Regions from separate parts of the Homo sapiens genome. Here region 2 is linked to region 1. Evidence: read pairs that join two places in POLR2A ChIA-PET (ENCODE). Cell type or tissue: MCF 10A. All regions are shown on one strand. Links, peaks and the distances in the headings refer to the core of each region. The heading gives the core; the rest is flanking DNA.

Region 1 (5,384 bases), core at 138-5,137:
TTCCAGAGAGGTCCTCCCTATACCTAAAGGAAAGGAATGAAGACACAGAGGTGCCGAGAAGAATCTCAATAAACAGGTCATGCTAAGTTCCCTGTCCCTCAAGTTTATTACCATTCAGTCTCACACTTTTGCCCTCCAGTCATACAACTCTCCGTAAAAATACACAGATTTCCCTGTTTCTTTGGGTCTACATTTCTAAAGTCGCTTGTATCATATAAAACTTATGTAATTAAGCCTGTATGCTTTTCTCTTTTTTTCAGGTTTCTGTAAACCATTTATTTTATTTTTACCATGCAACAACGTCAACATTTGTCATATTACTAATCACTTTCACAATGGCTTTCTGAGTTTAACGAGCAATCTGAATTAGGTCTTGTGTTACCAGTTGAAGATAGTGTTCTTGTATTCCATAAATGGATACCTTTCCTAGGGTCAAAATTATTAATGTCTGGAGAATTCAACTGAAAGATCAGGACATCCATCATACTTTCAGCCTTGATTTCAGCATGCATATGTGACTTGGTCTGTTTCTTCTGACTAAAGCCACGTTCTGCTTCAGCTGAACTTGCAGGGAGGGTCAGCACTAGGTTGTACGCCTTTCTCTTATTAATCTGTTTTTTGTTATAGGGGTGTCAGCCATAAACTTTGCAATGGGTGAGAAAAGAAACCTCTTCTCTCCTACATTACACAACAATAGATAACTAATACAAGCACTCATTTCTCTTTTTGGAAATATCCATGGTACCCACTATTTGCTGTAAACATAAGTTACTACATACTTGTGAAATGACTTAGCATTTTATTTCTAAGGGGAGGAATTTAGCAAGGCCTGTTTGTTCAGATTCTTCTTGGTGCCTCCGTGTCTTCATTCCTCTCCTTTAGGTATAGGGAGAAACTCTCAGTGTCTGGGAATTCTGGTTCAGAGAGTAGGTAGGGTACTTGTATTCATAATTATTAATTTGGTGCAAAAGTAATTGCGGTTTTTGCCATTGAAAGTAAGGGCAAAAATCGCAATTACTTTTGCACCAAGCTAATACCACCTATTTTGGCTTTAATTATCATGGCCTTGTCCACATTTAAAATGAAACTATCTGAGGGAAGTAACTCAGATACAAGGTTATCAATTTACCTCTTTATCTGAGTATATGAGTCAGTTGTTTCATTTTAGACTCCTCTGAAACCAGGTTTTTATAAGAAAGGACCGGGTCCCTCATGGGGTAGAAAAGCTGCAAGGTTATAAGCTCAGAAAACAATTTCAAAATCATATCATGTGCTTGCACTACCTGCTTCAATAGCAAGAGAAATGATACTCAGGAGATACACAAAAACTCATATTCCCCCTTTTTGTGTTCTTTGCCGTAACTTTTTACTATGCTTCTCATACATAACTAAATTGGATTGACAGACATAATGGAATCGGGCTGATAAACAAATTTTCTTTGGTTCCATAAATGAAAGATGCAAACAGTTCTATTGATGGATGAAATGTAATAATGGGGTTCATTTTTCTGCAGAACTTCTCATCTGGGACTTTTCCACCACCACCAGCAGCAGCCCAGAGTGAGTCTGGAAATGCTTGTTTGTGTGTTTGTTTTTGACAATGACTGGGCCATGATGGTTTTTATCTCAGACACCTTATTACTCTTCTGTGCTCTAGGCTTTGTCAGCACACTTCAGTCAACAGATACATAAAACCAACGTGGAATCTTGGGAGGAAAATACAAAGTCTTGATCCCTTTCTTCCCAGAAGGACTCCAGCCTCCTTAAAGTGTCTACCCCTGCCCCAGCAAATTTCAAGTCACATTTATCAATTGTTTCTCAAAAAAAACAAAAAGAGGAAGTTTAAGCTCCTCCTCACTGAATACCCTAGAACAGCTGTCCTCAACTTTTTGGTACCAGGGACCAGTTTCATGGAAGACTATTTTTCCACAGATGGTGGAGGGGACATTTTGGGTATGATTCAAGCGCATTACATTTATTGTGCACTTTATTTCTATTACCATTACATTGTAATATATAATGAAATAATTATACAACTCACCATAATGTAGAATCAGTGGGAGCCCTGAGCTTGTTTTCCTGCAACTAGATGGTCCCATCTGGGGGCAATGGGAGACAGTGACAGATCATCAGGCATTAGATTATCATAAGGAGTTCATAACCTAGATCCCTCACATGCACAGTTCACAATAGGGTTCATGTTCCCATGAGAATCTAATTGCCCCCACTGATCTGACAGGAGGCAGAGCTGAGGCAGGAATGTGAGTGATGGGGAGCGGCTGTAAATACAGATGAAGCTTCGCTCACTCACCCACTGCTCACTTCCTGCTGTGCAGCCCAGTTCCTAACAGGCCACGGACCAGAACCTGTCCACAGTAATCACGGTAGGTAAGGCTTACTTACTATATTTTAATGTACCTAGCATTCAGCTAAGCACTTTAAGTGTTTCATCTATTATAATACGCATCCCAATTCTATGTGGGGGATACTATTAGGATTCTCATTTTACAAACAAACAAAACCGCAAGCTTAGATAGGATAAACAATGTGTGAAGCAGAGTGTCACAAGTTTTGTTTCCCAAGAAGCAGACTGCAGTGATTAGCATGAAGGAGGTTATCAGGGAGTAGAGTATTCTTAGGCTCCATCCCTGAGGAAGACAGATGGGGAAGAAAGAAAAGATGAGCTGGGTGGAGCCTCAGCAAAGCCTTCTGCCAACCCCATGGGCAGCTCTGTGGCTGGGATGGCCCCTGCAGAATCACTTGAGTTTGGGCCAGGAAGCGTTGCGACTGGTAGTTGGATAGAGGCTACCCCAGGAAGGCTAAATGGCCTTGAGCAAGACTGATCTCTTCAGCTAAGGCAATTCCTGAAGGGGATTGGCAGCTGAGAGGTTTCTACCACTCCCAGCAGCTGAGAAAATATATCCTTCACTCCTGCAGTGGGACCTGGGCAGTGCATCTGGCAACCACCACAAGGAGCTAACTGAAGTTTAAGTCTGTTGCTCTAGGATGTTAAAGAATTGCTGTTAGGAAGAAAATTGTTATTTTTTGTTTAGAACAGCCTCTTTGGTTATGAAAAGGGAGGCCCCTCTAAACTTACATAAATGAAAAAGAACACAAAGAAAGCGCCAAATTGCCCCACATAACAGAAGCAGGGCTGTGGGACTGGCCCCTGGAAGCTTTGGAGGTTGTAAGGGCCCTGAAGACTCAAAGAAGAGGAGGAGAAAAGCCCCAGCAACAAGCAGCAGGTGACAGCTGGGGGCATGGATTGCCTGTGAAAGGCTCCCACGTGAGGCTGGCCATGAGTCATCAAATATTTAAATATAGGTTGTTCGCTATTCTAATATTCTGTTTGGTTGGTGATCCCCCTCTGAAAACTTCAGTAAATGTCTGCCACACAGCACGTCTTTGTTAGTGAAGCTTTGGAGAACTATAGTAAAAGCTAGTCCCTGCCCACAGAGAAGCAGGGAAGCAAGCTGGATAGTTGAAAAATTCAAAAGGCAGGAAATTATGAACCTCCCTGAGAACCTTGGAAATACTGGAAAGGGCACTGAATCTTGTACTGCATGTGGGATGGGGAGCTATTCAATGTATTTGGCTACTAAAGGAAAGGATTATACTCAGAAAACTGGAGGGCTTTGGAATATCCAGTTTATACTTTCGCAAAAGAAAATATGATCATCTTTGCTTGGGAAACTCAAGAAAGTGCTTCAGAGAGGAAAAAGACACTGAGCTGGGAATTGGAGGAGGGGTAGGAGATATATAGGTGTACAGAGATAGAGCAGGTGGAATAAAAATGCATCCCGGCCCAAGGGAATAGCATGTAAGGCCTAAGGAATAATAGAAACTGTGCCAAAAACTCCAGTGAATCTGGAGTATGGAACTTCAAAAAAAGAAAAGAGAGATGACTCAGGGCTTTATATGCCATGCTGCAGAGCTTGGCTTTCATTGTAGAAGCTCCTGCTTGTCAACGAGTTCACATCTACCCACTGCAGTAAATGTGGTAGGCCAGGACTTAAAGAAAAAAATGCAAATAAATGAGGCTCATCTTTTTGAAACATAAATTTTACATAAAGATTAGAAGAGAAGGACTTTTTTTTAAGATTAAAACAACATGGCAGTATTCTGCAGTAGAATACAAAATTTCCACAGTTTTTTAAATAAAAAATAAGGTTTCAAATAGATTTCCTGATTGATTTGGTCAGTTCTTGCCATATTCTCTGCCCTCTCATATGAAAATAACTTTGATGAAACTCTTTTTTTTCCTTCTTTTTTTTTTTTTTTTACAGGAGTCAGGAGAGGTGCGGGGGGGTGGGAATTTCTTATGAAACTCTTACGTAGGGTGCTGAGAAGTGTTAAGCAGAAGAGTAAAATTATCATCAATTATATTTAGCTTTGTGTTGTTTCTATTTCATGTGTTTCAATTTTATGTCCTCCCTTCCCCAAATTTTGTTGTAGTTTACAACATGGCAAGGGGATAGAGAGAAAGAGACTATGACAAGAACAAGATGGAAACGGTGCACACATGCCGCAGGCTGGCTGTGCAGGATGGACCTCGTGGGACATCTATCCCTTGGTGATATTTTCATTGGATTTGTCATTGGTTTGCTTAGTCCCTAACTTTGCCACCTGATTATCTGGGTTTGTTTTTTTTTTTAATAACAGCTTTATTGAGATAGGGGGCTTAATACCTAGGTGATGGGTTACAGGTGCAGCAGACCACCATGGCACACGTTTACCTATGTAACAAACCTGCACATCCTGCACATGTATCCCACAACTTAAAATTAACTATATTAAATTACATTTTTAAAAAAATGAAGTCCTGATACATGCTACATCATGGATGGATCTTGAAAAACATGCTCAATGAAAGAAGCCAGCCATGAAAGGCCCTATACTGTATGATGTCATTTGTATGTAGGTCCAGAATAGGCAAATCTACGATCTGAGTTTTATCAGGCTGCCAGTTCATCCATGATTGAGCAAATCCCAGAGAACTGAGTCACACTCATTAAACCAGAAGATTTTTTTCACAAAACTATTGACAACATGTATTAGTCTGCTTGATGAGTTGTCATAATAAAATACCATAGACTGGGTGGCTTAAACAATAGAAATTTTTATTTTCTCACAGCTCTGGAGGCTGGAAGTCCAAGATCAACGTTTCAGCAGGGTTGGGTTCTATGAGGACTGTCTTGCTGGCTTGCAGGTGGCCACCTTCTCATTGTGTTCCCACATGGCCTTTCTTTGCTGCCTGCACTTGGAGAGGGAGAGCTCTCTCTTCCTCCTCCTAAGAAACCACTCACAAGGGCCCCACCCTCATGACCTAATCTAACCCTAATTATTTCCCAAAGTCCTCTCTCCAAATACCATCACACCGGGGG
Region 2 (5,316 bases), core at 1-5,000, 440 kb before region 1:
GGTGTGGTGATTCATTCCTGTAATCCCAGCACTTTGGGAGGCCAGTGTGGAAGGGTCACTTAAGCCCAGGAGTTCAAGTCCAGCCTGGGCAATATAGTGAGACACTCTTAATAATAATGATAATAATAACCAGATATGGTGACAGGCACCTCTCGTCCCAGCTATTCAGGAGTCTGACATGAGTCCTGGGGGATGACTGGAGCCCAGAAGATCGAGAGATCAAAGCTGCAGGGAGCTGTGATCACACCACTGCACTCCAGACCCAGCCTAGATGACAGAGCAAGATCCTGTCTCAAAAATTTAACATTTAACATTGAAATGTTAAATGTTAAAGGTTACATTTAAATATGTCACATTTAGATGTTACATTTCAAATGTTACATTTAGGTGTAACATTTAATTGATGGGCTGTTTTTCCTGAAACCTTTGGCTTTTATCCTGTTATTAATTTCTTCCAGTTCTGCTAGAGAGGAGGCCATTGACTCTGGAGAGCTCGAACTTTCATTTCATCTTCTTCTATAGGTAGATTAGAGGGAGATAAATTAGGGTAGTTTTTTTTTTTTCTTATTTTGAATTTTTTTTTTTTTTTTGGCATAAAATGCTTCCCTTCTTCCTTGAAAATGGCCACGTTTACAAAAATGTTACTCATTAACCACAGGTGTGAGAAGTTAAAAATAAACTTCCCTGCGGGCAGCCCTCGTAAGTAGAATGTCTGAAAAGTTTGTCAAGAATTGACAGGGTGCCTGCAACCAGGGAGAAAATACTGGATAAGGGCTTTAAATTATGCCATGAAAGCTAACCAGTTTTCGCTTAATAGGCATTTTGTTTACATTTTAAGTGACTTTATTTTTTAATCAGCACTTTTTAAAAGCCTTAATCTATGCTTTTTGCTTCTTAACAGGAATATTCTTTTCTCATTAGAGTGATGTAACTCCCAACAGGCATGGCAAAGGTGTTTAACTTATCCAGTAAAATGGGAACTAACTACTGTGTAGCTGGAACATGTAACCAAAACTGTCTTGGAGAACATTTCATCTTTCCAAGCAAAGTAGCAGCTTCTTGTAAAAATTTTAATTTTGTATGTTATTTCATGTTGCTGGCATTAAAGAGTTTTTTGTTGTTGTTGAAAGGCTGAATTTAAAAAAAAATAGAAGTTTTGCCATATTTAAATTATTTTCTATCCTTTTTGCATTAACATACTTTAAACATCTCATATGCAGCTAATCACAAAAGTTAGTTGAGCCAAATGCTTAAAAATAACCACAAACATTATCTAGTAAATAACAATTTATGCCAACAATAGACTATTTTGATATGAGCTGTCAATATTTATGCCTACCTGTCTAATTAGTGAATTAATTAGTTAAAATAAATTAAGAATACATTCAATCGAATTGTAAAGATGCCATATACATGTTATTGTAAATTTATATTGAACTATTTTCTAGATAAGTTTGATATATTCTTTCATTAAGTATGACCATTTTACTGAGATAAAATGGACATTTAAAATCATTACTATTTTAAACATTAAAAACTAAGGCACTGCTGGCCGGGCGTGGTGGTTCATGCCTGTAATCCCAGCACTTTGGGAGACCGAGGCGGGCGGATCACGAGGTCAGGAGATCGAGACCATCCTGGCTAACATGGTGAAACCCCGTCTCTACTAAAAAAATACAAAAAAAAAAAAAAAAATTAGCCAGGCATGGTGGCAGGCGCCTGTAGTCCCAGCTACTCAGGAGGCTGAGGCAGGAGAATGGCGTGAACCCGGGAGGCGGAGCTTGCAGTGATCCGAGATGGCCCCGCTGCACTCCAGCCTGGGTGACAGAGCGAGACTCTGCCTAAAAAAAAAAAAAAAAAAAAAAAAAAAAAAAAGAAAACTAAGGCACTGCTTACATGCATGCACATTTAAGTAGTCACGAAGTCACAAAGATTTCAGCACCTAGATAGAAATAAATAGCTACATTTTATTAAACACTCTAAACCAGATCCAGTACTAAGTGTTTCATATGAATTTTTTTCATCTAACCATCAACAAACTTTTAAGGTAAGCACTATCATCCTCTCCTCTTACAGATGAGGATATAAAGCTTAGAAAAACAATGTGCAAAAATGCTACTCATTAAGCACAGATGTGAAAAGGAAAAAGAAAATGCCCTGAAGGCAGCTCGCATGAGTATAATGTCTGAGAAGTTTGTTGATAATTGACAAAGAATGAAGTTTTCTCAATCACAAGCCTTGTAGAAATTGTGGCGTCAAGTTGTGTCACTGTCAATACCAGGTGATTAGTCAAGTGATTACATAATGGTCTCCCTCAGAACCAAAGGTATGGGCAAGACAACTGGCTAAAGAATTTTGTGGGTGACTTCTTTCACATGAGATTAATTTATCAAAAGATGTCACACAGGACTCTGCCAACTGACACGCTACCAGTTTCCATCTGTTGTAGCCAAGGCCATTCTTCTGGGAACCAATTTCCTTCAAACAGCCTGGCTGTGTTTCAGCATTTTGAATCAAATGTGGAAGATTGTTACCATCGACTCTCCACTGGGCTGGAAGTTTGCTGGGGGCAGAGGCTCTGTCTTGTTTCCTCTGTATGCCCAGCACTAGGTACCAGGCACCCTTGGATAAGTACTTGGCAAATGTCAAATGAATGAATGGAAGGAGAGAAGGGCAGATGACAAACACTCTGAGATTCACATTCAGTGACTATCCAGCCAGGCACAGTGCTAAGTGCTCTGCATATGCTATTTTATTTTATCTTCAAAGCTACTGCCAGAAGTAGATATCAATAGTGCCATTTTACTCTCTGAAGCTCGGAGCTGAAAGATGGTCCTAGAGCTTATGCTGTAAGAAAGGGACAGAGCTGAAATTGAAATCACGGTCCTCCTGACACAAAATTCTTGCTCTTACCGAAGACATACATGGCTTTCCCCAAAGAGACTTTGCCCTATATGTTAAAAGAACGTTGGAAACACTCTCAGGCAGTTACTTTTTATCTTCCTCTAGATCGTTCTGCCTTGCTTCTGGGCCCTGGGCCTGACCCTGTGAACTGCGGGGCTGCTTCCTCTGTTTGCTGGAGGACAGAGGACGGAGATGAGAGTTGTTCCTGCCCACTCCCTCCTTGTTCTGGCTTCAGTGCCAGAGTTCTAGTGGCAGCTGCCTTTCCCTAGGACCTGCATTATCAATGGGGCAACAGTGCCCCAAGAGGGTAAAAGTGGGTTCTTGGGGTAGAAGGGGAGTGGTTAAAAAATTTCAACCCTACCTAATAAAAATTTTATTCCTTAGTTGTGAATTTAACACTTTTTTTTTTTTTTTTTTGACAGAATCTTGCTCTGTCACCCAGGCTGGAGTGCAGGGACAAGATTTTGGCTCACTGCAACCTCTGCCTCCCGGGTTCAAGCGATTCTCCTGCCTCAGCTTCCCAAGTAGCTGGAACTACATACATGAGCCACCATGCTGGGCTAATTTTTGTATTTTTAATAGAGACGGGGTTTCATTATGTTAGCCAGGCTGGTCTTGAACTCCTGACCTCAGGTGATCCGCCCGCCTCGGCCTCCCAAAGAGCTGGGATTACAGGCATGAGCCACCATGCCTGGCCATGAATTTATCATATTAGATAGACTTTAAATTTCATTTCTTTCCTGGAGGGTTGTATAAGGTAGGGCATTAATACATAAAAGAAAAAGGGAGAAACATTGCTCTAGGACAGCAGTCCTCCCCAGGCTTTGGTCCTCCAAGGCTCCAGCTATCGCTGGCTCCTTCCCCATGATGGCAGCCGTAGGAGTGACAAACTGCCTACATTGCTAGTCCCTGGGAACCTCAGCATCCCTTTTTTATTCCTTGGTCATGCCCACACTGGGGTAACAGTGCTTTCACAAAATTCTCCCGATGGAAATCATTTTAATTCCATTTTCTGCTAAAACCCCGGGGATCCAGATTCTTTTTTTTTCTTTTTTTTAAGATGGAGTTTCCCTCTTGTTCCCCAGGCTGGAGTGCAACGGCGTGACTTGGCTCACTGCAACTTCCACCTCCCGGGTTCAAGCGATTCTCCTGCCTCAGCCTTACAGGTATGCGCCACCACGACTAGCTAATTTTTGTATTTTTAGTAGAGATGAGGTTTCACCACTTTAACCAGGCTGGTCTTGAACACCTGACCTCAGGTGATTCACCCGCCTCGGCCTCCCAAGGTGCTGGGATTACAGGCATGAGCCACCATGCCCAGCGACGATCCAGATTCTAACCATCCAATGATGACATGAGCAGTCCACCCCATAGTTTTAAGTCTTAAATTATAGCAGAATAGACTTAGGACACACGAATTCTTTTCCAAACTTAGCAACTAGTATTAATCATGCTGTGATTTCTTTGTATTTCCCATGACTTACATGGTCTTATTTTTTTCTCTCTACTGAATGCATGCGCTTTTAACACTCTATCTTTCCCAAAGTAAAACGCTCAGATGATAGAAGCAAATGACATAGTCATCATACAATGACGGAGAAAAGAAACCAGAATTTTATATTTAAATTTATGATATTTTAGACAGGGTCTCACTTTGTCGCCCAGATTGTAGTGCAGTGGCAAGATCTTGGCTCACTGCAAACTCCACCTCTCAGGCTCAGGCAATCCTCCTACCTCAGCCTCCGGAGTAGGTGGGATTATAGGAGGTGTACACCACCATGCCCGGCAAAGTTTTGGTATTTTTTGTAGAGATGGGGTTTTGCCATGTTGCACAGGATGGTCTCAAATTTCCGGGCTTGAGTGATCCTCCTGCCTTGGCCTCCCAAAGTGCTGGGATTACAGGTGTGAGCCACCACGCATGGTCATGTCGACGTCTTAACTGTCTTGGAAATAATTTGATTTTGTCCAGGTAATTTGGTTCACGCAAAGAAGTTGAGATCGGGGCACATCAGAAAGAGATTCATCTTTTAAAGTGCTTCTTAAATCTACAAATGCAATATATGTAAAAGCTAAAGGTTTTTATATATTTTTCACACATGTAAAAATGTAAGTTTTGCCTTTAAATTCATTTTAGATATGAAATAATCTAGCTGAGAGCATGTAAAGTCGAGGAAAGCTTATTCAGATCCGCTCTAGTTCAGCATGTGGTAAATTCCTAGGTGTTCACAATATTAGTGTACACAAATTCCTTCTCAAGAAAGAAAACCTTGGACAGACCTGGTAGACTAGTATCACTTATGCCTTATAGAGACTTTCTGTCAAAACCAAACAAAAATCTGTCATATCTTTATTCATAGAATAAAATGTGATATTAGGGAACACAACTGTTTCTGGAATGCATTGAAACTGATA

The links. Peaks named below come from ENCODE experiments on the same cell type or tissue, not always from the same donor. Only the 100,000 strongest peaks of a DNase experiment are listed, where the experiment ranks them.
Region 2: POLR2A ChIA-PET joins it to region 1 with 5 read pairs; 2 of 35 experiments call an interaction of 5 or more read pairs at or near these places.

Annotation. Positions count from the first base shown.
Region 1 is chr2:215,877,884-215,883,267 of GRCh38, forward strand. No RefSeq gene overlaps it. Among named protein-coding and RNA genes, the nearest start is that of LINC00607, 37 kb to the left of the region's middle. RefSeq lists an enhancer at 3,117-3,186. In MCF 10A, for the core only: no CTCF peak of the experiment used is centred there; no DNase peak of the experiment used is centred there.
Region 2 is chr2:215,439,497-215,444,812 of GRCh38, forward strand. No RefSeq gene overlaps it. Among named protein-coding and RNA genes, the nearest start is that of FN1, 6.1 kb to the left of the region's middle. In MCF 10A, for the core only: no CTCF peak of the experiment used is centred there; a DNase peak (open chromatin) is centred at 2,215.